Linked DNA regions of Mus musculus: region 2 is linked to region 1. The links are chromatin loops, found by intact Hi-C in ENCODE. Cell type or tissue: left cerebral cortex. All regions are shown on one strand. Links, peaks and the distances in the headings refer to the core of each region. The heading gives the core; the rest is flanking DNA. Region 1 holds the start of LOC108168760 (a long non-coding RNA gene). Region 2 holds the start of Acvr1c (activin A receptor, type IC).

Evidence for each region. Peaks named below come from ENCODE experiments on the same cell type or tissue, not always from the same donor. Only the 100,000 strongest peaks of a DNase experiment are listed, where the experiment ranks them.
Region 2: a loop joins it to region 1, with 5 times the contacts of the local background. A loop is called at or near these places in 3 of 42 quality-filtered maps.

The regions. Positions count from the first base shown.
Region 1 is chr2:58,424,132-58,440,187 of GRCm38, reverse strand. It overlaps LOC108168760 (a long non-coding RNA gene), which reads left to right and starts at 98. Exons shown (of 4, transcript XR_001783309.1): 1 at 98-610. In left cerebral cortex, for the core only: no CTCF peak of the experiment used is centred there; DNase peaks (open chromatin) are centred at 5,468, 5,940, 7,295 and 7,792; H3K27ac peaks cover 1,421 bases.
Region 2 is chr2:58,349,501-58,365,556 of GRCm38, reverse strand. Acvr1c (activin A receptor, type IC) reads left to right here and starts at 7,799. Exons shown (of 9, transcript NM_001111030.1): 1 at 7,799-7,949. The coding sequence starts at 7,877. In left cerebral cortex, for the core only: no CTCF peak of the experiment used is centred there; DNase peaks (open chromatin) are centred at 7,145, 7,511 and 8,204; H3K4me3 peaks cover 1,887 bases; H3K27ac peaks cover 1,658 bases.

The DNA of each region.
Region 1 (16,056 bases), core at 3,132-11,131:
TATCTTCCTACTTATCATCTACCTACCTATCTACCATCTATGTATCTATGTATCTACCTATGTATATGTGTATGTATATATGTATGTATGAATCTATCTATCTATCTATCTATCTATCTATCTATCTATCTATCTATCTATCTATCTATCTATAGCTAACATGTATCTATGCATGATTTTCTGCAAAAGAATATGTGGGGAGTGAAGTCTCTTAAACATTTGATATCTAGAAATCTCTTTGTTTTACACTCATATCCAATTAAGGGTTCAGGACTGTAGCATTCCAGGTTGGACATTTAGAATTTGGGGGTGGTGATATGCTGTATCATCTCACCTTATAGCTTTCTCAGCTGATTTTTAAAAGATTTTTCTCCTTGTCTCTGTGTTTCTTTCTATTTTGTGTTCTTATTATTTAGATGTTGAACCTTCTTAGCTGATCTTCCGACTTACAAAAATGTTTTTCCTCCTCTTTTCCAGATCTGTGACTGCAATATGACATTAAGAACAGTGAGTCCATGAACAGATGCCCTGGTGATGAGCCCAGGCCTACAACTTTGCAGCTGTTTAATTTAGGACAAGTCACTTCCTTCGGATCTAGTTTCTTCTTCTAGTAAGTGGGCATGATTTGCTATGGTGATTAAATGAGCCAGTACTTACTGTTTCCTCAGCTGGCCTTTCCAATGTTCATACTGCACTTTTCTATTTCTTGGCAATAGATTGTGCATTCAGAAAGTGACAGTTCCTTAAAAGTCAATTCAAGCTTAAAAACTTTGACTATACTTTATCAAGTAGCCCTGGTTGGGGTAGTCAAGATAATTGTAAAGTTGCTAACCTCGAGATATCCACGAGTCTTCCTGGGCTTCTGGTTTCTTTCCTTTCTGTCTGCTCTGGTGTGACTCTTGGAGGAAAGAGGCTCATCTGGGGAATCCCCAGTTATCCTGAGGAAGCTGGGTGGTAGGCTGTAAACTTCTGGGAGTCGTTTTATAAGTGAGCAGGGGATCTCTTTCTACTGCAGTACTCCATATTTTTACCTGGCACCCTTCCCGTTTTGCCTTCCACATTTGTTTTAGTGTGGATATTTGGGATAATTAATTTCTTAGCTTTTGCAAATCTGGGAAAGTCTTTGCTTCTTTGAGCTTAGACTTCTGAGTTACCAACTTCAAGTACAGTTAAGAACTCCTTGTGTTATTTTCTTGTTTGTGTTTTTTCCCCCATGAAGGATTGCTGTCCTCTTACCTTTCTTGTGCTGTGTGTGATGAGTCTTTTCAGTGACTATTTCTTTCCTCTGGACACTCCAGTTGTTCATGCATTACTTAGGCTGCTGAAGTCCCACAGATCATCGGTGGATACCGCATTTCTTTTCTTTCACGTTTTATTTTGGGTGGTTTCTATTCTGGGGTCTTCAAATTCATCAGTCTTTCCTACAATGCTCTATGCATCATTCATTCTCCTCAAACCATTTTTCATCTCTTATGTTGAAATTTTTAATCTCTGTAAGCTCATCATAAGCATTAAAAAATATCATTATTTCTTTAATTCCATGGTTGCCAATATTGAATATAGTTAAGATACGGTAAGGATAATTGCTTTAATGTCCTTGTCTGCCAATCTTTACATCTATGTCAGTCACAGGTTCACTTAGGTTAATTTTTCTTCTTCTAATTGTAGGTTATAGTTTCTGGATTCCCTATAAACCTGTTTGTTTGTTTGTTTGTTTGTTTTTTAGATTCTAGACATTATAAAATTTGTATTACTGGATATCAGATATTTTGGTGTTTCTGTAAATATCTTTAAATGTTGTTACCGAATAGTCACTTGGAAATAGTTTATTTCTTGTGGGTTTTGATCTTCATAGTGTTAGGTAGTGCTGGAACAGGCCCAGTCTAGACCTGGGTTTTCCTCATCACTGGGTAAGAATTCAGAGTACTTTACCCAACAAGTATGACTTATGCATTTTGCCAACTTCTTTGGGGACAACAGGCATTATCCTTGGCCCCGTGTAAAGACCAAAACTGTGGCCTTTCTTTCTCTCCCTCTTCTTTCTTTCTTTCTTTCTTTCTTTCTTTCTTTCTTTCTTTCTTTCTTTCTTTCTTTCTTTCTTCCTCCCTTCCTTCCTTCCTTCCTTCCTTCCTTCCTTTCTTTCTTTCTTTCTTTCTTTCTTTCTTTCTTTCTTTCTTTCTTTCTTTCTTTCTTCTCTCTCTCTCCCCCTCCTTCCTTTTCCTTTCCTTTTCCTTTTCCTTTTCCTTTCCCCTTTCCTTTCCTTTCCTTTCCTTTCCTTTCCTTTCCTTTCCTTTCCTTTCCTTTCCTTTCCTTTCCTTTCCTTTCCTTTCCCCTCTCTCTCTCTTCTCTCTCTCTCTTTCTCTCTCTCTCCCCTCCCTTCCTTCCATCCTTCCTTCCTTCCTTCCTTCCTTCCTTCCTTCCTCCCTCCCTCCCTCCCTCCCTCCCTCCCTCCCTTCCTTCCTTCCTTCCTTCCTTCCTTCCTTCCTTCCTTCCTTCCTTCCAAACAGTGGTTCTTAAATTGTGGTCCTTACATCAGTGACACAAATATGAACTGAGCACTAGCTACATATGGAGTTTACTAGTATATCAGATCTATAGAATTAGACGCTAGGTGGGGAAATACAATAAAGAGTCAATAAGCTAAATATGTTTTTTTAACAAGCTCCCAAAGTAAATCTGATAAGTGCTAATTTCTGAAAACCCAATACCCACAGATGGAGAATATGGGAGAAAAAGCCTAAGGAAACATTTCAAGAGTCTTTGAACCCTCCAAATCAGGCACCTGTTAAACTCACTGATGTAGCTTAACCTAATTCAACTAAGATGAGTGACTTAAGATGAAGGCCATACACAGAGAGAGTTCTACTTTTCCTCTGGAACACTTTGTGGTTAGGGAAGCTCACTATGAATCTGCTCTTCTCTTATAGTGGTGAAAGTTTGGGAGTTCAGACCAAGCTGAAAGCTGGCATTAACTAATCTTAATGTGTATGAGACCATGTCTCCAGCTTTTGGGATTTCTTGGTCCCTGATGCCATGTCTGGTAAACAAGCTGTTGGCTCCAGAGGGTGAACTTGGCAAGATCCAAAAAGGGGAAAGGAGCTTTGTGCCGTAGGGCAGCGTGCTTCAGAGAAGAATTGCAACAGCATTGAGAAAATGCATTTATTTTGAGAAAAATTCCCTTTCAACAGCAGTGGGTCAGGCTCTCAAAGGGCAGAGTTGTCCAAAAGGAGTCCATCTGACTGTCTGTTCTGTTTCCCTTGACAACATGATAGGCCCGCCCCTTCTCTCTGCCCCTCAGCTATAGAACAGAGAAAAGGAAACAAAAGTTGTTACTTGCTGTGTTTCTCTTAAGTAGTTTTTCTTACCACAGTTCAAAATTAAATTTAAGTAATTGGTCTTTTCCTGAATACACTCCAATTTGTAAAGTGTATAGATCTATCTATAGACTGAGAAATACATTAAGTAGTACAAAATTGTAATGTAATCTAGTGTTTCTTTCTTTCTCCATATATATATATATATATATATATATATATATATATATATATACATATGTGTGTGTGTGTGTGTATATATATATATATATATATATATATATATATACAGTACTGTGGGACTGGTCTTCCCTTTTCCTCTTACCTCTTTGTCTCATGTATACATATGTATACATATATATGTGTGTGTGTGTATGCATATATAGATACATATATATATATATATAGATACACACACATATATATATATTCTTCATAAATTGATTATATATATCCATATATATATCTGGGTCCCTTCCTTATTTGTTCATGTATACCTTTTTGTTTTTGAATAATTTGTTGATACTCTGAGTCAAGCAGATGCTATCAAAACAATGAATTTGAGTTTTTAATAAAAGCTGTTTTTGTGCTGGCAAGACAATAGTCAGAATTGGTACTGAGTGAATATTATTGATACAACTGAATGATGGTATGTTCATACAATTTCTCTGAGGTTGTGAGTACTCAGGAATGGTTTAAATAGGTGCCATGTTGTCGTCGCCTGTATATCTCTTCAGTGCTGCAGCTGAAACTGGTCCATCTCAGTATAGTCAGCAGGCTCAGGTATGGTCCCTGTAACCAGCCCTGCCTTGGCCTTCTGTCTCGATATTTTCCCATTTTAATACCACCATAACCAAGTTCCTTAGGGTGAATTCTGTCTTACAAGCCATTTGCTCTATGTTAAACATTTACGAGTTTCACACTAACTCATATAGTCCTTTAATATGGCTGTTTCTCAGAGTGGCCTCGTGAGAGGCATTTACGATCCCAGCTGCTGATGGGGAAATTGAAATGTGGAGAACTGCATCTTCTGAATCCTTACCTCCATGGCATTGCCCTCTAGCTTCAGAGTTTTGTCCTGTGCACGCTGCTGCGCTCGAATTCCTCCACCGCAGTGACTTCATCTCTTGCCCTGGCTTTGTCCCCGCACGCGCATGCGTCTTCCCATGCCGTGGCTGGGTTTATGGCTCCTAGGCCAGAAGTGATTTCACTACCTGTCCAGCAGAGAAACTGTCCTTATCTGTGTGTAGCTTTCGGCCCTGGGCTGTTCCCACCGCTGCTTTTTCTTCTAGAAAGCTTCCCCATAGCAGGTATCATTTCATGTGTACTTGGTAGTTAATAAATAGTGGTTGTTTGCCCTCCTTTCTTAATGCACGCAGAATAATAATGCCATAAACACTGCTGGACCTTGCCGTGGGACTTTTTCCTAGGGCTTTTTCCATTCAGACATTTTGTTTTGTTTTGTTTTCATTGTTGCCATTGTGTTCATTGCTGGACATTAAACTTAGAGGCTCGCACAAAAGCTGACAAGAGCCTTATCATTCCGATTCCAAAACACCAGAGCTTTTCCATTTAATCAGCAAGAGAGGCAGAGACGAACATGAGGCCTTGGGTCAGGGAAACACTGGTTAGTACATGCGCAAATACATTCTAGCTTATTGAAGAATGATGACCCTGTCTTGGAAAATTTTCCTGTTTTTATAATCCATATGAGAATTCTGGGTTGCTGTGTAAAACTGATCAAAATTTAAAGGACCGTGCGGACTCCAGAGAATCTGAAGTTCAGAATTTCTACATGAATTTTGCCTTATAAGGGAACAAAGTAAGTGTTTAGTTATGCATGGTTTGTTTAACATCCATAGGCACACAAATTGCATATAAATCCTCAAGTGACAGTGGCCAGCATGGTATACAGAAAGAGGCCCAATCAAATGAAGTTTAAGCAAAGATTTCAAGTGGAGGTGACAAAGCAGAGAAAAGACAGAAACCAGAAAAGCAAACAACTCCAGGATAAAAGGGAAGGTGTTAATCAAAATTATTGGCACAAACTGAGTGCACATCTTATTAAAGTTGTTCTCCTGTGAAAATGGCACCTCCCAAGATTGAGCATGGGTGGCTTTGTCATTGTGGCATCAAAATGACAGGGTAGTAACATCATCAGTGTGGAGTGTGATAAATGACTGGAGAGCTTTTTGGAGAATCTGCTGACTCATGGAAGTCATAGAGACTCTTTCTGCTTGCAGTTACTTACACCCATAATCTCTGTTAATGTTTGCCATGAGCCATATCACACACGATCCGAAAGGGCTTTTTTCATAAAAGAAAGACTTCAGAAAGATATGCATTTTCTGGAGGACATACCATTTCAGGAACATGAGTAGCATTTGTTGACTTGGTGGCTATTTCTTCAATTTATAAGTATTTATAAACATCTTTCCCCTCCCCACCCCCCAACCAAGGAATAGTGGCTACAAGGGAGTAAAATCTTTGAGGTCTGCCTTTTTTGAAATGTTTGGATGGCTTGGGAAGAAAATACCCAGCTATAGGGGAGCACACTGAAGATGTTGCAAAATAAGAGGAGGCGATAAACCAGAGAAAAATGAGCAAGCTCTCTGACATTTGACTAAGAGTCTGTGCCAATGTCTCCCCACACAAGATGACTTACGATTCACTTGAAGTGTTTCATAGTGCAACATATAAAGGAAGGTTTCTCCCCTCACATTTTAATAGTCAACAGGAGAGTAGCTTTACTCACTTCTACTACCTATAATGCCTTGAGGTGACCATGTAACATTGGTGTCAAGCTACACCCCATGGCTGTGATGATAACATTTAAGGGCAGGACACTTAATGTGGACCCACATGAAAAAATGAATAGTATAACCAAATATAAACCAAATATAAACCAAAATTACTCCATGCCTTGGAGGAAGGGTGTGTATTCCTCTTGATAATAGCTTCAGAGTGAAGCCTTCCGTTACCATGTGTGAGATGAACTATAGTAATCCTTTCTATATCTGTAGCTATTTATAGAGCTATAACTTGTGACTACATAAAAACATATGTGAATTTTTAATTTTCCTTCCCATCTATATTCTAGCTCACAGAAATGTAAGTGGAAGCTAATTTTTATGTTTTGACAGCCTCTTGCCAATGTTATCCTTAAGGCTTTCAACGGTGGGGATTTAAAGTTGCCTAAAGAGTTATTTCAGATTTAGATCTGAAGTCAAGTCCAGTATGAAAATTCATGGGTGTGGTGGTGAATTGTTTATTCATCCCACGTGACTGGCACACAGCTCTTGACTGTGCCAATTCCAAGAACTGTGGATAAGGTAGAGTTGCATAGCCAACAGACCTTACAGTGCAGGTGGAATTATAGTTGCTAATCAGTAGAAGTTAGAGCAGGGCTGATCATGCCTTGTGCAATCACTGAGTCCTTCACAAAGTGGAAGGGAGCTGGAGAAGAGCAGAGGCAGATGTGGTGGTGGAAAAAGAGTCAGAAGGGGGTTCAGTGTGACTGACTGGCTTTGAAGATGAGAGGCAGGAGCTGCTGGAAGTGGTGACAGGCAAAGGAACAGCTTCTCTTACAGTAGAGCCTCCGGGGCAGAATGTACGAGGGCCTGCTGCTCTGTTGGTGGGATTTCGCCTTCTGATCTATAGAACTCCCATTTAGAAGTGTGTGTGTGTGTGTGTGTGTGTGTGTGTGTGTGTGTGTGTGTGTGTAAGTGTGCATATGTGCAGGAGCCCTTGGAGACCAGAATAGCATGTAAGATCCTCGATAGCTGCAGTTCGAGATACTTGCCAGCTGCCCTTGAAGGATTCTAGAGAGCATAAAGTCTCTCATAAAACAACACTATTCTTAACCCCGACCGCCATCTCTCCAGTCCCGCACCCCATTTTTTTAGTTACAATTTTGTTACAACATTTTAGAAGGAGCTGAGCCACAGTTCATATAGGGAGAGGAGTCGGTTCTCTCCTGCCATATGGGTGCTAGGAATTAAAGCCAAGTTGTTGGGCTTGGTGGCAGGTGCCTTTCTACACTGAGCCATCCCCCTGGCCCCATCTTTGGAAGCATTAGCATATTTATGTTGTGTAAGCCCTTAAGGTTGTTGTAACTTGTTATGACAATGAATAGGGAACCAGTTCACCTTGAAATTAGTCCACTTTGTCGAATTAATCTTCTTTCCATTTGATAATAAAATTCATTTAAGAGTTTTAAGGCCTCTGCTTTTGACTGTGAGAGTCCCTCCATAATTAATCACCCTCCCACAGTAGACATCAGAAAACAAGCTGGAATATTTAAAGCCAGTTTTCTATCTCCACACGTGAAGCAGGACTACCTAGGAGAAGGAAACCTCTAGACACACCGTGCTCTAGACGCACCAGATTTCTGGGAGAGAGCAAGTCAAATGAGTAAGCCTACAGATGAAGCAAGCCGCATACGCTAGACCTATGAGCTGTGCAGATGGCGACTCCACCTGCCCCCAGTTCTCCATCTGTGCGGCACATATATTCTCCATATATTGCTTAGTTAAGGAGCCTGGAGAAACCTGCAGTGAGGATTCACAGAGCTGTGTTGGGGTAATCTTCCTGTGCACTGTGGAAAGGTTGTCTTTGTATTATTCAAAGGTTGATTTCTGAGTCAGCTGAGAGCTGAGTCCTGTCTGGACCTTGGCATTGTAATTCTAATTGCTACCTGCATCAGATTTTGTAAACCATCTTCTCCATTCTCTTTTGATTGGTTGAATTAACAGATGGTGGCCTATAAAAGAGCAGGAGAGAAAAGGATGGATGTCCAGGCAGAGACACAAACTCTGGGAGGGAATCAAGGATGTTCCTGGTGAATGAGGAGGTGGAAGGAACAGGTGTGGGGACTGACTGAATAAGAGATAATGGGCCATGTGGCAAAAGCGGATTAGGATGAAGGAGTTATTAAGTTATACAGGCTAGGTGGGAACAAGCCTCAATTATAAGGCCTAAGTTCTCATAAATCATATAACTCTCTTGTTATTATTGGAGAGCTGATGGGTCAGAGACAGTTGGATGGTAGAGCTGGGTGACAGAGAGAAGGAAACTATGGAGAAAGACCACAGACGATGTATATGTGTACAGAGATATGCTTGAGTCTTGGCTGAATAAAGACTTGCAAACACATAGAATAAAATTCTGCGAGGCTGGATAGGAAGAATGTCTCAGGAATAAGTAATCCTAACGGATACAGTGCTTGAGGTCACCTTCAGTGTTTCCTGTGTTGGAGACTTGTTCCTTGGGTGACGAGACCTTTGATACAAGGCTTCATGGGAAGTGTTTGGATCTCTTGAGGTGTGGCTTCAGGTGGGTCTTTAGCTGTTCTTTGTTTTCCTGACTTGTGACATGATTGTGGTGTCGTCCTCAATGAAGCCCTTCCTATAGCTGAACTGATACTAGTTTCATGCCTTTGAGCCTTGAAAAGTTTGAACAAAATATATACTTGTCCTTTGTCACATTATCTAACCTATATGTTCTGTTACAATACAATAAGATGCATCAACTTTATATGCCTCAGTACAGGGGAACGCCAGGGCCACGAAGTGGGAGTGAGTGGGTGGGGGAGTGGGGGTCAGGAGGGCATGGGGGACTTTTGGGATAGCATTGGAGATGTAAATAAAGAAAATACCTAATTAAAAAAAAAGAAGATGCGTCAAGTCAAATAAGTTCTTAAGTTTACACATGGATGGAAGTTGTTACCAGAGCCGGAATAATGACGCCTTATTGAGTACATGCGACATTTCAGAGTAACTCAAGAGCGGCTATGACATAGTAATGTGGCTGGAACCACCTTAGAACAATGGCTCTTAAAGCTCTACTCTGAACAATAGAAGCAAGTTCCCTCAATCACAAAGTGACTCACACACAAAAAATTAAATGTAGGTCAAGGTCCAAAATTACTTAAACTAATCTAGTGAAATCACATGTTCAGCAATGTAACATCTACAATATTCAGTATGGAATAAAAATAGTAATTTTATACACTTGAAGAAAGGGAAAATAGACATTCAGACTCAAAGGGAGCATAAGGAGGAGACAGTGATTCAAGAATACTCATGCATCTGCTTTAGATATGCTTGCTATGCTCATGGATTTAAGAGAAAACATAAATTTAATATAAACATGGAGATAGAATAGAATAAGAGCCAAATAAAACTTTTAGAATTGGAAGTTGCGGTAGCCAACGAGAAATCGCACTGCCTAAAATGTCAGCCAATGGAGCTCCAAAGGCCAGTGATTCTGAAGACCTGGCGATCAAAATTACTCAGGATAAATTCCAGAAGGGGGAGAAACTAGAATCATTGAGAAGATTGCAGTAACTTGGGGACAGTGTTCGTGCAACTAAGACCCAGGAAAACTAGAGTCTCAGTGCAAAGGGGTGATAGAAATGTACTGAAGGACTAACTTGCAAAACTATTCCAATCTAAGGGATGTCATTTGTACAAACATTTCAAGAGTCCAACAAGACCCAAGAATCTAACACTTAGTAAAACTCTATAAACATTAACAATATGATACCAAGTTGCCAAAGTCTGGTAAGAAGGTGTATATATTTAAAGTGGCTAGGGAGAAAAGATGTACCATGTGCTGAGGAACACAGATGTGAAAGTATTCTTCTCATTAGAAATGATGAAAGCCAGAAGTCACCGGAACAGCATTTTTTAAGTACTGAAAATAAAACTGTCAGCCCAAAATTTTATGCCCTGTGAAAATATCTTTTACAAATGAGTTTAAAGTAAAGCATTTTCAAATAAATCCAAACTGAAAGAATTCACCTTAAATAATTTCCCCTGCAATAGTAATAGTGATAATGATGATGCTGATGATGATAATAAAAAGTAAAAAATGTTAAAGTAATCTGAGGTCAATGGAAATCACGCTAGATGCACACTTGGACAAATGCAGGGATAAGAACTGGAAAAGCCAGGATGTTCATAAATGTAAATGACTTCTTTCTCATTTCCCATTATAGTTTTGTGACTATTAGAAATGGTGAATCTCAGGATGAGAATTTTATCTAGAGCTAGATAGAAACTCTTTTATAGAGTCAATTCATCAGGAAGACAAATCCCACAAGTATTTATGCATGGACCTAATAACAGAGGCTGAAAATATTAAAAGGAGATATAAGATCACCTACATTCATAGTTGGAAATTTCTGAATATCTTCTGTGGTGGGGTTAGAAGCTGGGACTTTATACATGTAAGACACTTTATCAGTTGAGCTCTGTCCTCTCTGAAATTCCAAGGACAAATAGAGGTAAACATGATTTAATCAAATTTATATATATTATAGACATATATGAACATATTTGTATAAAATGAATTTATATAAAAATTTACAAAAAAATCAACTAAATTTACAAAAAAATCAACTAAATAAAACATTTGACATGGGGCTTTTGGTGGTAGCTTAGTGGTACAGTACTTGCCTATCATGTACAAGGCCCTGGGTTCACCTCCAGCACTATAATCAAGCAACCAAAAAAATACCATTTATGAAGATAGATAGTATGTTCACTATTGCATATAGTTCTTCCTCCTGAGAATTCAATACCTTCTGTGGGTACTTGCATACATGTGGTGTACATTCAGACTCACAGATACATGTGTGCACATGAACACACACACAAATATATCTTTAAATGTAACTTTAAAATTGGACAATGCATAAGCAAGCATATTTGCTTTTCTCTTTGCTGTAAAAGCAGCCAAAATAGTTACAAAAGGTAATCCAAATGAAGATAGGAGAAACAAAAGGCAAAATAGGAAAATAGTACATTAAATGTAAATGGTCTAAACATTCCAATTTAAAAGTAAAATTGAACTACATTGACTTTAAGAAACTCATTTCAAATAACATAAACAAAAGTACACACACACACACACACACACACACACACACACACACACACACTAAATGTTTAAAACACAAAACAAAACACCTAATTAGAGAATCCTGGTATGTTCAGTGTACACATCTATCTATAGCATTCATTAAAAGTCATGGAGCTAGAGACATTGTTCAGCAATTAAGAATACTTGTTACTGTTCTAGAGGACCTGAGCTATGTTTTTAACACCCAGGTCAGGCAGTTGACATTGCCTGTAACTCTATCTAGCTCCAGGTAATCTGACAACTTATATGTGATCACTTGCACACATGTGACATACATTCATATATGCATACACATACACGCAAACACACACTCACACATAAATCTTTAAATATTACTTTGAAATTAGATAATTTATAAGCAAGTAAATTAATGTTTCTCTTTGTTGTTCACCTTAGAGAAATATTTCCTCTTTAGTCAGTTAAGGGATGTGAGGGGCTACACATCAACTCCTTTTTAGCTTCAAGCTCAGGATCAGATCTCAGAATACTATTATTTGCAACAGTTCTTCAAATATTTAGAAACATCTGAAGACTTATTTTATTAAATGATAAAATCACTCCAAGTAGAACCTCTAGTAGCTTCCATCTTTTAAATTTTAATTTTATCCTTATGTTTTCTCTTGCAACAGGATATATTTTGTATGTACTGATTTTCAGTCTAGTGTATTTTCCCCTTTATACATTAAATTCTTTGAAAATCTGGTTTATTTTTCTATGTGTAATCATACTAATATTTGTAACACGGAATCCAAATAGTGTGTCTAGAAGAATAAGATTTTTAGCCAAGGTAATAACAAAGTAGAAATGACTTTGATATCAAGGAGCTCAACTTGTGGTCATTGTCTACTTCCTAAGTGAGCAATATGTCTGTGGGATAAGTAAAAACATATTTCCTTTCTTCCTGATCAAGATGAGAAAGTCTCTTAAAATGTAGGGAAGATATTTAAATATTATTTTTATTATAGGACTTAAACCTTTAGGGTATATACTCATACTTGTTAGATTGTAATACTTGTTCCTGTCTGAAAGAATTACAGGGATGGAAATGGAGAGGAGCCTGAGGAAAAGAAGGTCCAGAGACAGCCCCAAAGAGGGATTTAGCTCAAGGGGAGGTCCCAAGGCCTGGCACTATTACTGAGACTATGGAGCACTCACATAAAGGGACTGATCATGACCGCACTCCGGAAGACCCAACAAGCAGATGAAAGAGGCAGAGACAGATAGTTGTGCCCAACCAATGGACAGAAGCAGCCTACCCCTGTTGTTGAATTAGGGAAGGCTAAATGAAGCTGAGGAAAAGGGTGATCCTGTAGAAGGACCGACCAGCAGTCTCAATTAATCTGGATGCCCGAGATCTCTCAAACACTGGACCACCAAACAGGCAGCATACACCAGCTGATACGAGGCTCCCAGTACACATACAGTAGAGTACTGCTGGGTCTGTGTTCATTCAGAGATGCTGCACCTAACCCTCAAGAGACTGGAGGCCCCAGGGAGTTTAGAGGTCAGATACGGTGGGAGGTGGGGTTATCCTCCTGGAGGCATGGGGGTGGGGAGGGGGTATGGGATGTGGATCAGTTGATGGATGGATGGGGATGGGAATAAAATATGGAGTGTAAAAAATTAATTAAGTAATTAAAATTATTTTGTACCTGTAATGAGTACTTTTCATTTAACAGATATTTTTTTGTTCTACAATTACTCTTAACTCAGGCCCAGAAATAATGACTGAAATACACAGTAGACAAGATCTCTCTGATCTTGCACAGTGTAGAATATAGTAGGAAAACCCCTTTATGTTTCTGATTGAAAATAGTACTACAAAAGAGAGAAACACAATTTTTTAGGTGAAGGACTTGGCTCCTCTGATGAAGGAGTGATCTGAAGGTGTGACCTACCTCGTTCTTCCAACCAAATCTGGTTTTCTATACCGTCTGTGGTTCTTGCTTTGTAAATACAATCCTATACAAGTTGCTCATTTGGAAGTCACTTCACATGGCACTCCCTTTGCTCAAATTTCTCCTGGTTTGCAAGAGCCTAGTTGCTCTTTGGTGAGTTTCTCTTTAAGTGAGTTTCTCGGAAGTAATCTAATATACTCAGAAAAGAATGGCACACTCAAACCTTTAGGCTTCTCTAATGAGACTGGCCCAAGGACATATTGGGATAAGCCATTTGTCTGCACATGACTCCTTTTAGATAGAAAATTGCATCAGCAATGATATTTATTCTGCCATTAGTGGGATAATCTGGAGAAAGGCAGTGGAGAGGTAGCTTGCAAGAATCAAGTCTACTGGGGGAATGATGAAAAAAGGGGCCTTAGGGCCCAGTAAGATCCAGGAAAAATAAAGTTCCAGGGATGTGGAATTTATGTGCAGCTCTGTTGTGCCCTGCAGTGCTGTGCTGTGCTGTGTTGTGCTGTGCTGTGCCCTGCAGTGCTGTGCAGTGCTGTGCTGTGCAGTGCTGTGCTGTGCTGTGCTGTGCTGTGTGTGCTGTGCTGTGCTGTGCTGTGCCCTGCAGTGCTGTGCAGTGCTGTGCTGTGCAGTGCTGTGCTGTGCTGTGCTGTGCTGTGCTATGCTGTGCTGTGCTGTGCTGTGCTGTGCTGTGCTGTGCTGTGTGTGCTGTGCTGTGCTGTGCTGTGTGTGCTGTGCTGTCCTGTGCTGTGCTGTGCTGTGCTGTGTGTGCTGTGCTGTGCTGTGCTGTGTGTGCTGTGCTGTGCGGTGCTGTGTGTGCTGTGCTGTGCTGTGTGTGCTGTGCTGTGCTGTGCTGTGTGTGCTGTGCTGTCCTGTGCTGTGCTGTGCTTTGCTGTGTGTGCTGTGCTGTGCTGTGCTGTGTGTGCTGTGCTGTGTGTGCTGTGCTGTGCTGTGCTGTGCTGTGCTGTCCTGTGCTGTGCTGTGTGTGCTGTGCTGTGCTGTGCTGTGCTGTGCTGTGCTGTGCTGTGTGTGCTGTGCTGTGCTGTGCTGTGCTGTGCTGTGCTGTGCTGTGTGTGCTGTGCTGTGCTGTGCTGTGCCGTGCCGTGCCGTGCCGTGCCGTGCCGTGCCGTGCCGTGCCGTGCCGTGCCGTGCTGCATGTTCACATACAGGTATGTGCACATATGTCAAGGAGGGTTCCAGAGTAGGAACTGAGTAGGAAGATATTTGAATGCAGGACTAGAAGGAAGAGAAACGATGATGATGGCTTGGCAGGAGGCCAGTATTTTTAGCTGGAACTCCCACTTTTGGTGTTAATCATTAAACAGTTATATACCATTTGGCAATTTACAACACACTGGTCAGTAAGTTTCATAATTTCATCCTTGGCATGTAAATTAGTTAAGGTGATGGTTGTACACTCTTCCTTTCCTGAGGAAGAAAGGGAGGCTCAGAGTCTTCAGATGTCTTTTTCTCAGAATCAGAGCTGTTCTGATACCAAGGTTAGGCCAGGAGTAGACAAAGTATAGATTGTAGGCCAAGTGGGACTTACTATCTAATTTCGTAAATGTAGTTTCACTGGCATACAAGGATAGCAACTTATAAACTATTGTCTCTGATTGTTTTTGCTGTATAAAAGCTGAATTGATAGATCGACAGGCATCTCAACAGAATGCATGTTCTCTAAATGTAACCAAACCAAACCACTCTACTCCATCTGGACCTTCACAGAACTGAAAGGTATGCAACAACCACAGATACCACGGTGGTGCCCTAGTCAGTCTGATGAGACCTGACCCCAAACTTACCAGGGCATGAACAGTGTTGTGTGCCCTTTCTGGGAAAATCAGTATCAAAATGGAACACATGCTCCTCTCATTGGTCAGCAATGCCAAAGGTTTATTGCTCCTAATAGAAAGGAGAGGGGTGTCCCGCATGAACCTCCAGTGCCTTCTTAGTCCTAGCTCAGATCCTCCACATGGACAGTGTGTGTGTTGCTGTTGATCATCAAACTAATTTTACTCCTGGAGCATCATGACTGCCATCCACACCTGTGACCACGGAAGTTCTCCTCATGTACTATTGGCTTGTGGATGTATCTTCTTTCATTGGCTAGGGAAAGAACCCAGGCTAGTGTACCATGAGTATGTCCTTTGGTAGCCATAGCATTAAAAATGCATCTGAAGCTAATTTTAAAAACTGGAAATACGTTTCATAAAGACACAAATATCTACCTGAGCTTGAAGAACAGGAAAAATCTGGATCATTGGGATATCACATGGTTTTGCATGTTTGAGAAAGCAGCAACTGTCCTGCACTAAGGTATGGTTACATTCTCTGGCTCCTGGAGGAGTCACATAAGTATAGCAATGATTTTAGTGGGTGAAATAGAACCTGGTGATTAGTGGGTTGAAGCTCTCACTAATTGAAGTTTCTACTTCAGTCCTATCTGGCTGTGTTCACATGCAGTGCAGAAATGTCTTATGAGACTATAGGTTTTGAGACTATAGGTTTCTTCTATGTTTTCCATGAGAAGTTTCAAATCCAAACTTTATATTTAAAATTTCACATTTAAGCCATGGTAATGATAAAAATTAAACAAAATGGGTATAAGGTATTGGATCAATTCTCTGTGGGTAAAGTACATGTAAGATCTAGTTCTACTTTGTAGCCTCTACAAGGCTATATTAGAGCATTACTCTGCTGGAAGCTTCGCCCAGGGCAAAATGGGAAAAGCTCAGTTGGATAGAGCCATCTTGGAATGGAGCATCATTGATATTCAGTCCTTCCTGTTTTGTACAGAAACATTAGCAATGAGTCTTTTTTTTCCCTCTAAATTTACATTATTTTATTTTTATTTTGTGTGTATCTTAGTTTTGGTTTGCATGTATGCATGTATGCATGTATGT
Region 2 (16,056 bases), core at 4,832-12,831, 76 kb after region 1:
ATAGGAACAATGTGCCCAGGGGACAGCATCTGGTTGTCCCCACCCATCGGCTATAGGAAAAAATGGTCCCTGGTACCCAATACCCATTCATTAGAGTACCATTTTCCCTTGACAATACAGAGACACTCATAAATGAAATCTAGACTTCTACTTGACTGCATTAAAATCGGTGAAATTAATTTTAATATTTAATTTAACCTAGTATATAAAATATTATCATTTCAACATGCAATGAATGCAAAATTATTAATAAATTCCTAAGCATTTCTTCTGTGTTAAGTCTTTGAAATCTGGTATGTATTTAACCTGTACACTACATATCAGCCAGAAATCACATGTCAAGTTCTCAATAGCCACTGTTGACTGATGGCTGTTCGTTTCCCACTGAGGTTCTTATCCACTTCTTGACTTAAGATGATCAGAAACCCATTTTTTTTTTTTTTTGGCCTGGCATTTTAATAACGTTGTTCTTTTTGAGCTCATTTCCCAGAAACTGGTAGGTTTGCACTGAGTCATCTAACTCTCTTACCTCCTGATGACCCGGCTTGTGTAGGGTGTCATTACAGATCCACTCTAAGGAAATGATCTAAGTGGCACTGGTTTGCTTCCATAGAACTCCACAGCCTCTCCCAGGGCTGGTACTGAGTGTACCTCATCCGAGGTCATTCAAACAGTTTGACTGATTAAATAAGAGGACAGACAATGTAATAGGAGGGTATGGAAACCAGTAAAAGAGTGAGGTCCAGAGAAGGCAGGACAAACTGAAAAATTAAAATCCTGAAGACAGCCTTAAAGCTCCAAGCCGTAGCTGAGCTAAGTACTTGTCCAATCTCCTTTTATCACCTGTGTTCACAAGAGGTTTAATGTGTATTTTCTTACTTATGAAATGTAAGCTGACTTGTGTGGTAGGTACACTCATTGAAGGTGGACACTGAGACCTTTTTATAGTATGTAAATGGATTTTAAAGACAATAGACATACATCCAAGCCTTCTCAGTTCAGGGATTTCTGAAATTGAAATCTGAGATATGTGGAGATGGCACACCAGACTTTCTGTCAGGGTCATAGAGGGTTAGTGAAGGGAAGTTTCAGCAAAACAAAAGATTAAGCCTTGCCAGTGCCTTGCAGGTTAGTGTAGTGTGCCTACTTCTTGTATGTTCGTTTCATGATAAGATAATGACTCAAAAGGAAATGAGAAATGCATGGAGACAACCTTGGAGTTTATGGAAAGGGTAGCGGTAAGAAATGTATATGATAAAAGTTTCTAAAAAAACACTCAGATAAACAGCCCTCATATTCAGCTATTACACCAGTTTGTCCGCCTTACTCATGTAGAATGATATTCTACAAATATATTGTACTGCTGTGTTTTAACGTCCTGATGCTGGCTTAGATTGCTTGCATAAGATTTACACAAAGTCTGTTGAGTGAAGGGTTATGAACCCTTTAATTATTTGTTTTCATTTGGTTATGAGAATCTGAGAGTTATGGTAGCGAGTTGCTATGGCAATGGATATGTACAGCTAGATGATTAAGGGACGGGAGACGTTAAATCTTGAGAAACATATTTGTGTGTAAATTTCTCTCTCATGAAATTTAAGTCTTGCATATGAAATATTTTCTGTTATGTACAAAAATATTAAAGACATGTTTATCACATGAAATGTGGATTTCCATTGTTTATATTAAATTAGAGGAAACAGTTCATATGCTATGATGATAATTTTATTATTAATAGTTCATTTAAGCTGGGTATTGTGGCAGACGATTATGATTTCAGCACCTAGGAGTTGAAGGCAAGAGAATCAACTCAAGGCTAGCCTTGCCTAAATGGCTAATGGATCTCTGTCACAGACAGAGAGACAGACCAACCAACCAGTTAATTTTAAAAGATTAAGACTGAATTTTTCCATAAAGGTGTGCGTGTGTGTATGTGTGTGTGTGTGTGTGTGTGTGTGTGTGTGTGTGTGTGTGTGTGTATGTGTGTGTACACTCCACATATAAATTGGGAAACATCAAAAGATCTTCTCTCAGTTTCCTTGAAGATGCTATTAAGGACCCTAACATATTAAGAGCATTTTTCATTGCCAAACTTATAATTTGCCAGCTTTGAGGATTCAATACATTTACAGTGGCTAATTATTTTCTTCAACATTTTCATGGTATTGATATTTAATACTCATAAAAGATAGGAAATATGGCCTTTAAGAACCTAGTGTAGACTAACTAGTCTTAAAATTAAGAACTTAATTTTTTAAAGATTAATTTTTAAAATCACGTGGCTATGTGCGTGAGTCTGTGTATTGATGTGCCTGTGTGAGTGCGTGTGCCTATGGAGCCAAAAAGAAAAAGAAAAGGAAAAGGGTCAGATTCTTTGGGGTTGCAGTTACAGATGGTTGTGAGTTGTTTAACATCGGTGCTGGGAACCAAGCTTAGATCCTTTAAAAGATCTCTTTGTATTCATAACTGATGAGTCTAGCCTAGGAACTTAAATATTTGACATATTAACCATAGGTTGTATCACAAACCATTGCACACAAAATTCTAAAGATCAAGAATATTTGTCTGTTGACTAGAAAAATATTTCTTGTTCTTTTAGCTTTGGTTTTAAAAAACACAGTTCTTAAGACAAGGTAAGCAACTCTACCATGCCATAAGAATTCTTTAAGCCAAAACTGTCCAAAAGAGGTAGATTGTGTGCCTCATATGCAATATACAATTTCTCCTAGGCACACTGTGTCAAGTTACTTTTGGGCTGGGGAGATTGGTCAGTGAGTAAGGAGCAATGTTTGCTTTGCAATCATGAGGGCATGAATTATGTCCCCAACACCCAGCTAAGCAGCTGGCCATGGCTACACTCAGGCCTGTAGCCCCAACACTGAGTTGGGGAAGAAGCAGGAAGATTGCTAGGGTTGTTTGTTTGTTTATTTGTTTGTTTGTTTTAGATAGTAGCCAGTCCAATTGGGGTGGGGGTGTGGCTGTGGCAGGTGGTGGGAGGGTAGGTTCCAAATTCAAAGAGAGACATTGTATTAAGAGACATAGGTGTAAAGTGACAGGGAATGACATCCTGTGTCCTCCTCTGGCCTCTGAAAAAGCACACACAGGGTACAGGCAGAACACACACACACACATCAGTTTTTCTATCAAATACAGCAAAACCTGAGATAATCGGATTCTCTATGCTATGTGCACATGTTCCTGTGTGTGTCTGTGTAAGTGTCCGTGTGTGCAGGCATGGAAGCCAGAGGTCATGAAAGACTGAGTTTTGAGTCTTCATTTATCATTTATCACCTTTTTTTTTTTTAACAGAGTCTCTCATTTGAGCCCAGACCTCATCAATTCAGCTTTGTTTGCTGGCCAATGAGCACCTGCAATCTACCCACGTCTACCTTCAAAGGGCTGGGGTTACAGATTTGTGCCCTCATGTGGGCCCGTGGGATCTGAAATAGGCCCTAGTGATTACATGCCAGGCAATCTCTGGATGGAGCTATCTCCCCAGTCCTGATGGGTTTTATTTTAACTCACATGGTTAGAGGTTTCAGAGTGCTATCTGTTGGCTCCGTTGCTTTGGACCTGTACATTAAGATGGGTTGGGGGAGTGACAGAGTTAAACAGCTTACCTCATAAATGGCAGGTGAAAGACAGAGGAAGAGGAAGGCCTTGGGTCTCACTATCTTTCTTGGGGATATGTCCCCACAACCAAAGACCTTTAGACTCTGCTTTTTAGAGCCACCCCCACATGCCAGTAGCAGCACAGAGAACAGCCGAGCCTCTACCACATGAACCTGAAGGGAACACTTGTGCAAAACACAGCACATACTAAAAAGTAAAAAGGGATAAATAGCATTAATTTTAATAGTAGATAGCAATGATAGCCTTATGAAGGAATAAGTTCTTAGAAATGATTCACTTGGCAAATTCTTTGTTACAGAACCATCATAGAGAATGACCTGAACTTAGACAGTGTGGCCTCCTACACACCTATATTATATGGTGTAACCTTTGGTCCTGTGCTACAAATCCTCACAGCATGTTTCTGAACTGATTCTCTAGACAACTATGTCAGAACACTAATTGCTTTTGTGCCTAACTCTATCCAAACATAGGCAGCCATCATGAAATACATTGTGACTACGTACATGGAGCACTCCCCAAGAAGAAAATCTGTTCCAGGCAAAGGACTGGGGGTTGCTCCAGGCTACTTGTGAGTGAGCAGTGAGCTCAAAGAAGCCATTAAATCTCACTGTGGAATACCTTACACATAGGGTACAATAAATTTCATATATATATATAATTGTTCATATATATATATAATTGTTCATATATATATATAAAACTGTTCTTTAATAATAAATTTAGCCCAGTTTACAGTAACTTTAATAACCTTAATTCTTTTGGAAACTGTATTAGTTAGGGTTCTCTAGAGTCACAGGACTTATGGGTAGTCTCTATATAGTAAAGGAATTTGTTGTTGATTTACAGTCTGCAGTCCAACTCCCAACAATGGTCAGTAGCAGCTGTGAATGGAAGTCCAAGGATCTAGCAGTTGCTCAGTCCCACACTGCAAGCAGGCAAAGGAGAGAGAGAGAGAGTGTTCCTTCTTCCAATGTCCTTATATGATCTTCAGCAGAAGGTGTAGCCCAGATTAAAGGTGTGTGTCTGAGATCTCCCTGTCTTAATCTTCTGGAATCCATAGCCACTATGCCTCAAGATCTCCATACCAAGATCCAGGTCAGAAACGTCTATCTCCCAGTCTCCAGATTAGGGTCCCTGGTGAGCCTTCCAATTTTGGATTGTAGTTCATTCCAGATATAGTCAAGTTGACAACCAGGAATAGCCACTACAGAAACTTTTTGACTTGTTTGTAATGTTATTTAACTTAAAACACAAATAATATAGTTCTTTATTTATATCTCTGTTCTGTAAGCTTTAGTCTACTTAAAATTTCACTTCTATTAAAATATTTTATTACCTCTACATACCTACCCACCCACCCACCTACTGATCGGTCTACCTATCCATCCAGGGAGGGAATAATAGTGCATGTGAAGATCAGAGGACAAATTTGGAGAGTTGGTTCTCTCCTTTCACCATGTGGGGCTCAGGGATCAAGTGTAGGTTGTCAGGTTTGGCAGCAAGTGCCTTTATCTGCAGAATCATCGTATTGACCCACTTTTACTTCTTAAACCTCTTTTGCCTTTAAAACTAAGATTCAGAGCCTACATAAGGTCAAGGTTCTCGTTATCATTGGTAAACCCTGTCTTTAAATGGTCAGTCCCCAAGGAAAGGTCTCCATGGTCAATACATGCGTGGGATTGCCACCTTCTACTGTGCCACTGCCTTCTTCTGGAACCCTCTTGAAGATCCTGCCAGGGGCAGCTACCTTACAGGTGGATATAAATATGTCTAAATGGATGGGGTGCACTTTGAAAATAAAAAATATAGTGTAGTACATATGTAAACCAAACAATTATTTATTGTTATCAAGTATTATGTGCTGTGCACAATTGTATGTGACTCATAGTAGAATAGGTTTTCTATTTTACACTAGTACCCCATCAAAAGGAAGAGTCTTGAGGCTGGTGAGGTGGCTCAGCATTTACCCTGCAAAGTCTGGCAGAAAGCCTAAATGCCCCCCCCCCCCCACACACACATATGTGCACACACACACACAGAGCCCACCACAAATAAATAAATGTATATGAGAAAACATTTTTAAAGTACATGTTCTGTACAAAAAAGTACATTTTCTGATGGGTATGATGTCTCTTGGAGACAGGACCATTTGTTTGCGTCTCTTATAGTCTCATGAGACCCCTATCACATACATTCTGACTTATTTATTCCAATTGCCAAAACGTTACAGTGTTGACTTTTAAAACAAGGCAAATTTTGTTCATTTGTAATGTATCTTACATTTCTACTTTTGCACAGAGTCTTTGCAACATCGTATGGATTTTGTAAGTACAGCCCATATCGATTTGCGATGGACACTTTGCAAGCACTGGATACCCACCTGCTGTTTGTAGAGACCATATTGACAGTGCACCATCAGACTGAGAAAACTACAGCGTTCGTTTGGGGTGTTAAAAGTTATTCAACATCTGACTTCTTGGCCTAAAAACCTTTCTTTCTTAGAAAATAAGAGCATCTCAACTTGCAGAGGACACAGTTTTCTGTATTAAAGACAAGTATTTAATTTTAAACACCTGGTGTCTGCTGAGTGCTTTTGCCACATATTCACACTGTCACTTTTTGGCCTGTTCAGTACTAAAGTAGAACCCAGCTGTGGGCCAGGGCAACGCCACAGTATACTGGGCTTTTCTTGCTTAATTTTTTTTAAGTGTCTAGTTGTGGGTGTCTGGAAGGGCTCAGATGTGTACCACATCTCCATTTTTTTTTTTTTGGGGGGGGTTTGGATCCAGGATGAAATGAGCATGAAGTCTTTTTATACTCTGGGATGTTTTGATTCATCCTCCTTGGTGGTACAAAAGTCCCCCAGGACTGCCACTCTCGTGCTTCAAAGTCCATCACGCATCCCGCCTCCAACAGAGCCATCATCCTTTGACAGCGAAGGCATCTTTACAGAGTTTTCTCAAGCTTCAGAAAGAACGTTTGCCGTTTAGTGCTGAGATAGGTGAAGAGGTATCTCTTACTCTAAAGAAATTAATTGATGTGACTCAAGCGCTTCGGAGGAGCCTTCTACCACCAGTGATAGCACAGGCTTTGTAGTCTTGGTTTTGTGTGTCATTCAAATGAAAACAATCCCATTCACTTTCCCTTTCAGGCTGCATGAGTAAATGGAGTTTATATTTGTTTCTATTTAATTGGTGATGGCTACTTTTATATCTTGGGGCCCGGATCTGGATGGGAAGCAGCCATTTGTTAGTAAGCTTTTGCAGGAGGATGCAAGTTTGGTGGTGGTGGTGGTGGTGGTGGTGGTGATGGTGAGCAATTCTCCTTTTTCTTTTCTTTAACTACCTCCCTCCTCCAGTTGCTAACTCTGTAACTGCAGAGATACCTTCTACGTGTCTGTGTCTGTGTCTGGTCCTTTACTTCCATTCCTCATTATAGATGGCTATGCCACCTGGCACAGTTGTCTCAGCTTTGTGCATCGTTTTTATAGGGCACATGAAGTCTTGAGATGAGGACAGGAATGAATGGAGTTTGTTTGGTAAAACAGAGCTGTGTGGTCTGAAGGCAATGGTGCTTGGGGTCCTTTTCAGGGAGTCACAGAGAGAGAGAGCACTTTCACAGACCCAAGAGCTGGGGTTGTCAGGGTGGGGCAGGTCTGGAGGAACAGCCTGTGGTGTTGTCATGGCTCAGGCTAGTTACATTTAGGGGACGAATAAATGAATGTGGAGAGATCTAGAAAGGTGGATCTTCTGTAGGAGACTGTAGAGAAAGCAGCTGCTGCCGTCCTACGTGTCTTTAAAGTCTCAGCTGGGCTTTGCTCTCCTTCACCCACTCCCCCACTCCCACCCCCACAAGGAAAAGCTAATCTCGGGGACCTGGCGCGGCCCGCTTCTCTTCGCCCACAAGAGGTGTCACCTCCCCGCCACCCCTCCGCCCTCGGTCTCCTGCCCCGCCCTCGGGAGGGTGGCTGGCAGCCGTACCCGTGGAGGCGCGGCAGGGGCGGGCCCGGTCCCTCGAGGCAGCCCGCGGGGCCAGTGGCAGGAGCGGCGCGCCGCCAGCCGCGGGGGGCGTGGGATGGGGGAGGCGGCGGAGGGGAGCGCCCGCTGTCACTAGAGCCAACCGCGCACTTCCGAAGGGTGTCGCGGCTGCGCTCCCCTCCCGCGCCCCGGGAACTTCAAAGCGGCCCGCGCTGCGGGCTGCGCTCTGGGACCCCGAAGCCTTGCACCGCCGCCGGGTGGCCATGACCCCAGCGCGCGGCTCCGCACTGAGCCTGGCCCTCCTGCTGGTGGCCCTGGCCGCCGACCTTGCGGCAGGTATAGTGGGTGTCTCTTTCCCAAGCTAGTGGGGGTGGCAGTGGGGGCGGTCTGCGGGTGATCAGAGGTGACGGAAGGTACTCTGGGCCAGGTGGCCGTCCGGGAAGCCTAATGGGGAAACATCAGTGGGCTGAGAGCGCGTAGGGCAGGGCGCAGCGTGGGCACCTGATGTCTGGCAGCCGTGGGTGTACAGGTGTTTGGGGGACGAAATCATCAAGGGAGGAAAGGAGACAGGGACGTGGGGCTTGGAGAGTGGGACTGAGGTGGGTGATTAATTTGAGGACAGTTTGCAGCAGAGGGAGTAGGGGAGCATTTGTAGGTGCTTGCTTGGCTGGGATCTGGGAGCCACTACTTCACACTGCAGAGACTTGGAGGGGTGCAGGTGCGCTCTGGGGGTGGCACTGTGTGGAGCCCGAGAGAGACGCACCAAGGGTGGGAGCATGGTGGGGGAGGAGTTGGCAACTTAGTCTGAGTTTTCGGAGGTGAAGTATATTCCAAAGGCCATTGGTGTCAATCTCGGGAGGCAGGAAAGGGGCTTACGTACGCGTAGCTCACAATGCATGTTGCTTTCGAGGTATGATTTTTTTTTTTTAAATTCAGTTTCCGGAAGTGGGGGTATGGCAAGCGTCCCAGCGTTTATAACAGGTCTGTGTTGCGATAGGCTAAATAGAGTCCTCGACCCGAGCTAGAATCCAAACGTTTCTTTTACGATGTTTACTAGAAACTGAGGCAAATGTATCTTTGCTTAAAAAAAAAAAGTCTGCTCTGGAACTATACTCTGTACATTGCCCTGGATTTCAGAGAACAGGGACAGGTTCCAACCTAATTCATTCTTTAAAAATTTCAACCAGACATTAAAGACATTTGTACATTAAAAAAACAAAACAAAACAAAAAAAAACCCCCAAAATCCCAAAACAACCTGGTGTTTTTCCATAAAGCAGTACTTTGTCCGAAGCTGATTTTGATGCTTTTTTTTTTTTTTTTTTTTTTTGCAGATGACAATCTGTTTGACATTAATAGCTATACTCAGGGTGGGTAGTTTCCTCGTGGCGACATGTGCAAGAGATTGTTTTGAGTCGTATGATTGCTGTCATGTACAGATTTCAGATGGCCTGAGAGAATTACCAAGAACAATATTCAAGTTAAAAAGCGATAATTGGAGAGAATTAAGTGATAAAATTGGAGGATGAAAACATTTTAGCCATCTTTAGGAAAGCAATCACTCTACTGCAGCCAGGAGGATGATGGTTGGGGGGCGGGGTGTCGGAGCTTACAAAATTCATCGGTGGGAATGAAATCGACTGTGCCAACGTCCTCATAGAACATGGGCAAGCATTTTGCTAACTTGGGGTGCTGAATGTATGTTCTTGACAACCGAAAAGAATTTACCACCCCAAACTACAAAACCCCCAAAGCAGCTTCCAGGTTTCACAGTTTGCATTGGCTACTTGTCTGTCTAGGTTAACCAAGTTACCTTTTTTTTTTAATTTGGGTGAATAGAAAGAAATAATTATACTTTTTAATGTATGTTTGAGAGATGCATTTTGTCTTATAACAGAAACTAAGGCACAACAACATAATAAAGTATGTTCCACATGTTTTTGACAAGGCACAGAAACTTTTGACACTAAAATCCAATATATATGCATTATGATATATATTCCACTTAAATCTGATTGTTTTCCTAAAAACTGAGATAATAGAAAAATGCATAATATGGAAGTTAACATGTCACAATAGTGGCAACCTTATTAAAATTAAACTTTTGTGGCCAATTTTTCTTTCCAATACAATTACTTTCAGATTTTCTTGGAACTTGTAGCCTATTTGTGCCTCACATAGCAACACGTGTTGATATTTACGTTATTTGTCCCAGGTTTTATATAATTCTTTGATGACCTTTTTAGCTTTGTTTATTTTATATATATGAACATCTCTCTCTCTCTCTCTCTCTCTCTCTCTCTCTCTCTCTCTCTGTGTGTGTGTGTGTGTGTGTGTGCGTGCCATGTGCTTGCCTGGTGCCTGAGGAGGTCAGAAGAAGGTGTTGGATCCTGTGGAATTTGAGTTACAGATGGTTGTGAGCTACCAGGTGGGTCCTGGCAATGAACCTGTGTTTTCTATAAGAGTACCCTGTGTTTTAGCCACTGAACTGTGGCTTCAGGCCCTCTTTGCTGTTTTGATAACAGAATTCTAGGTAGTTTCCTCCCCAACATTTAATTTTTGTTCTCAAATGCTTTCTACCCTATTTTTGAAAATTATGTCATTAACCCTACTGAGCATTTATACATGTGCACTTGACATGGTTGGCACGGTATATGGGAAGTTGTTCTGGACAGGAAGACATAGTGAGACTGTGTTACAGAAAACACCAGCTTTCAAAGTGGCCCTGAATATCTGAAACCATGATAAAGTAGTTGGCCATTTTTGCTTTGGCTGATCCTCTCCAGCATCTTTGTTACCTTTGAGGTGACATGAAGTCACAGAAGAGTTGATTCCAGAGTCATAGAGCTGGCAGAATCTTAGAAACCCTACTCACTGATCTACACACATTATTTAAAAGAGCTCCTCTTGTTATGTGGCTCTTAGACACCTCGCTGTTTGATAGGATGAAGTCTCATAGCGTTGACAACACTCCTTGTTCATACCAAACAAAGAAAGAACAGGCAGGAATATCCCAGGATCCTCTTCTCTGAGCTGCACCGGGACCTTGCAGGGTTACATCTTGTGCATTCTCTTTTGATGTCACCCCACTCCTTTGTCCTTCGGTCAGTAAAGAGGTGTCTCTCTAGAAGTACAGAGCTAAGTGTTTCCTTTAATAACTGCTATGGGGCTGAGGGTATCAGGCGGTGAGATGTTTCCCCCACAAGCAGGAGTTATCAGTTCACAGAGGTTCTCAGAGGAGCTTCTGGAAGGGAAAACCTGGGCCGAGCTTACAAATGCAGAAGCTGTTGCCACCTTTGCCCTTCTTTAGGCACAGGCATTTATTGGTTGATGGGCACAAATGTGGCAAGAACCACTCTGGTTCCAAGGAAGAGAGATCTCTGGCAGAGGAGAAATGTGTGGGCACCCTTGGGGCTTATTTCTTCATCATCTGAACTGCCCAAGGCTTTTGCCTGGTCTCAGACTTACAGGGATGCAAAATCATGAGCTCTCCTGATTCATGTACGTTATGCAAAAAGAAAATTACAGAAAGTTATTTGAAGTGGCAGAACATTGTAATTAAGAAGGACAATCTTTAACTCAAGCAATGGACCTGTCAGGGGCAGGAGAGATTATGGAGGGATCTAGTCTAGGGAGAGAAAGGGGCATCTGCAGATAGCAGGAGCTGAGCTATGGATTAATGGAGGTGATTATTCAGTTGAATTTTCAATGCCCACTAGACATTAAAGTGTACATCTTAAGAAATAAATTGGTTTTAGGGGTCTGAAGGACATGTCTGGGCTAATGGTAAAAAAAAAACAACAAAAAACAAAAACCAAACAAACAAAAACCAAACAAACAAAAACTCTGAGCCAAGTCCATTTGCAGATAATTTTGAAAGATATGCCAGGCTCTCAAATTTAGTAAATGAAGCACAGACTCAGTTAAACTGAGTTTCATGTAAATAATGAATAAATTTTTAGTCTTCATGTGTCACTGATATAGCACCAGACATACATAGATTAAAAATCAGTTTCTGTGATGACCAGTGGTTGCACACACCTTTAATCCCAGCACTTGGGATGCAGAGGCAGGCAGATCTATGAGTTCAAGGCCAGCCCAGTCTACAGAGTGAGTTCCAGAACAGCCAGGGCTACATGGAGAAACCCTGTCTTGAAAATAAACAAACAAAATATTATGTGTGTGTGTAAATTTCAGTTAGATGGGAACTCTCTGTCTTTAGCTTGCAGCTCACAAGAAAGAAATACTGTGATAATATGAATTCTTGCTGCACATGTTCCTGGCTCTTTTTATTGAAAGAACAGAACAGACCTATTTCTGTGTCAGGTCTCTTAGAACTTTTGTTCTGGCTCTGCCTCTGTCCCAGGTTGCATCTCAGGATAGGTCACTGTGAGCTCTTTGAACAAGAAGTTCCCCTGCTCCTGTGTGGCCAGAAGCAGTTCTAGCCTTTTTGAATCTGATTTTGAATATCTCAACGTAAGAACCTAGGCAGAGGAGAAAAATATAATTCTCTAGGAACCCTGGAAGTGACTGTTGAATCGAAACAGTTGTTTTCACTCAAATCTGTAGTCTTTTGAAAGTGATTGTTATTTATCAATGCCATTTGAGGGTTTTTTTCCTTTTGAGTAATATTTTGTGTTTTCTCTATTTTAGGGGGAATTCTTCCAGGTAGTAAACACCCAACTGACTGATTTTTCTCAGTAGTTCTTGTCTAACTTACTGCAAATCAGTTGCTTGTTGCAAATCAGAAAGTTAGGGGTTGGGGAATGAGACAAGGTCATGATTAGGGAGGTAGTCAAGCCCCTTAGGACCTGCTCTGTCTAACACAATTTGTGGTTTGGGGCCACAATTTAAAAGAATTATTGCAAGGCTTTTGGGAAAGGAGCCAGAATGTAAAAATAGCCGCCAGAGGCGATTTCACTGTTACTCTGGCTTAGCCTCCACCTATGACTGCTGTTACCAGCTGGCTGGCCCCACCTTCATGTAAGCATGCTGTGTTCACGGATTCTTAGGCTCTAGATAAACTCTCTCATACGGAAATAACTTATTTTTAACAAGTGATGAAGTGAATTTTCAAGTATCGATGATAAACTAAAGCAACAAAGCAAAATTTCTAAGAACAAAGGGCATGACGTGCCGCACCTTATTGCGCCATCTTGGAGGTTGCTTCAGGATCTTTTGGTGCTTTGGCTTGCTCTATATTAAGATTTATTTTCTTCCAGTTACCAAACTTAAGGATTTATTTTTTATTTTAAGATAATGTGAGGGCTGGTGAGATGGCTCAGCGGGCAAGAGCACTGACTGCTCTTCTGAAGGTCCCAAGTTCAAATCCCAGTGACCATCTGGTGGCTCACAACCACCGGTAATGAGATCTGGTGTCCTTTTTCTGGAGCATCTGAAGATAGTTACAGTGTACTTATGTATAATAATAAATAAATGTTTGGGCCGACAGAGTGAGCAGAAGTCCTAAAATTCAATTCCTAACAACCACATGAAGGCTCACAACCATCTGTACAGCTACAGTGTACTCATATACATAAAATAAAAAGATAATGTGATACGTTCATAAGTAATATAAAAGCAACACTTTTTATTATATAGTATGTAATATAGTACACTATATATAATATAGTATATATATATATATATATATATATTATATGTTACATTAGGAAAACCTAAATATCATCTTGGTTCAAATGCCTTTCCTTGGTTAAAAGGGAAGACCTATTAGAATAGGGAACAAAATACCCATGGAAGGAGTTAAGTTTGGAGCTAAGATGAAAGGATGGGCCATACAGACACTGCCCCACCCGGAGATCCATCCCATAATCAGCCACCAAACACAGACACTATTGCACATGCCAGCAAGATTTTGCTGAAAGGACCCTGATATAGCTGTCTCCTGTGAGGCTATGCCAGTGCCTGGCAAACACAGAAGTGGATACTCACAGTCATCTATTGGATGGAACACAAGGGCCCCCAATGGAGGAGCCAGAGAAAGTACCCAAGGAGCTGAAGGGGTCTGCAACCCTATAGGTGGAACAACAATATGAACTAACCAGTACCCACAGAGCTCGTGTCTCTAGCTGCATATGTTGCAGAAGATGGCCTAGTCAGCCATCGTTGGGAAGAGAGGCCCCTTGGTCTTGCAAACTTTATATGCTCCAGCACAGGGGAATGCCAGGGCCAAGAAGTGGGAGTGGGTGGGTAGGGGAGCAGGGTGTGGGGAGAGTATAGGGTACTTTCAGGATAGCATTTGAAATGTAAAAAAAGAAAATATCTAATAAAAAAATTGAAAAAAAAATAAAATAAAAGGAAGACCTAGAAAAGGGGGATGGTTGTGTCAGAACAAAGGAAAATAACTTTTTGTAACCTGCTATGTAGCCCATAACTGCATGGCATAACTCCAATATACTCTACCTTCCTAAATCCCTACTAATTCAACAGTCAATGAATCAATGAGGGAGCCATGTAGGGCACGGATAACCCAGAATTCTAGATCTGGACACTATATCGTTTCAAGGCCACCAATTGTTTGACAAGTAGGCACTATGGAAGAGGCAGATCTAGGCCCCCAGGGTTCCTTTCCACATTAGTACAGCTCTCAGGCAAACTGTGAGGAACACAGGTGACAATGATGTGAAGTAAGGCACAGGCACTGGGTCTCTGGGAAGGAATGCAGAGTTCCTTCTCTGTGCTGAGGCCACAGTAACTTTTTCTGGATTTGTTTCTGAAGGAGAAGACAAAACTATGACTCTGACTTCTATATATTTCTTGGTTTTTTGAGAGTTGGATCTCAAAACGTGAGGGCTTCCTGGTCCCTAGAACGTGAACAATACAAACATCTACTTGCCTTTAGGAATTCAGTAAGAAGGAAAAGGGAGAAGGAGATGGTGAGAATGTGAAATGTGTTCTGAGGACTGCTTCCACCCAAGTCCACAGGCCACCTCCCCTCTTGTGCATCCCTGCTCTGATTGGCTAGCAAGGTTCTACTTGTTCTGATTCTTCACTCCCCCCACCCCCATCCCCCGCCTCTAAAATCACTTACCTTTTCTGTTATTCTCTTCTGTTTTTCTGAGAGTAGGCATGACTGTGTCTTTGGAGCTGTTTTAAATTAATCCTCTCAAGAATTCATGGCTGAATCATTCAGTATGACTCAAGAGCTTGCTTATTATTTTTTAAAACAATTTAAATTTGCAATGACTTATACGTCCCAAATTAGAGCAATCTAGTTTTTCATTAAACTTTTCACATAGAAATACCATTGGAATGCTCAAAATTTGAAGGTGAACTGCAGCCCCCTCCCAAGTCTGTTTCGTCATCTTAATTTCATGGCAAGGCACAAGGACAGTGATAGGTGCCACATCTCTGTGTGCTGATTAAAAGTTTTGAACAACTTCATGACTGATTTAAAGAAAGATTTGTGAGTGTGTGTGTATGTGTGTGTATGTGTGTGTGGTCAAAAATAGGACAAGACAAAATCTAGCCCATCAGGACCTGGGAAATGGTAATTCTATTGCAAAATGTTTCATACATGCATGCTTATCCAAAAGATGGTAATTGAGAGAGTGGTAATCCAGATTAGAATGGTTATTTTTTTTTTTTTATAAAACAGGCTGTTTTAAAACAGAGCCAGAATATATTAAAAAGTATTAGCTCCTCACAGCTCACAGTTCTGTCTGATGACACTTTCCTGGCCTGCTCTCCTAGACGTGTATTTTTTTTTCTTCTTTACCACCCCCATTACCACTCTTCAAGAGTAAAAAATTCTTCTCTGAACATTTCCCTGCTCTTAGAGTTATAGTAAGACCGTGTTCTCACTTAAACTCCACTTACAGGCTGCAATATGTATTTCCAGGAAATAGACAATGTACTAAACTTGGAAAAGTGGAAGGATAGTTCTAGAATTAGAAGGTTCCTTGTAAGATAATAAATGTGTGCTTGAATGGAATTAATTTTTTAAAGAAACTATTTCCTAGGGATGGTCTCTAGCTATATTTTTACTAAAAGGCCTTGCTTTCTGCAGAGTGCAGAACGTTGCCCTCAGTAAAACACTTGGACCTCTTTCAAAGAGTTGGGGGTTAGTGAATCAGGCTCAAGACACTTGGGGTTTTTTCACCAGCATAGAGGATTTTGTAATAGCTCATCACCTGTCACCCATTTTCTGGGTGCTCCCTTTTGTATTTCTGACATTGGGAATTTGAACTCCATCTCTTCATTACCTTGGCAAATCTGGCTAGAAGTTTATCAATTTTGTTGATTTCTTCAAAATATATAGCTATCGTTTTTATTGATTCATTTTTCACTTTCCTCCTTGTTCAGCTTCATCATTTCGTTTTTGCTGCTTACTTTGGGTTTGATTTATTTATTTTGTTTGGTTTCTTGAAATGGTACCTTAGATCAAGTGTTGGCAGCTTGTCCCTATAGGATCTAGTAGCACA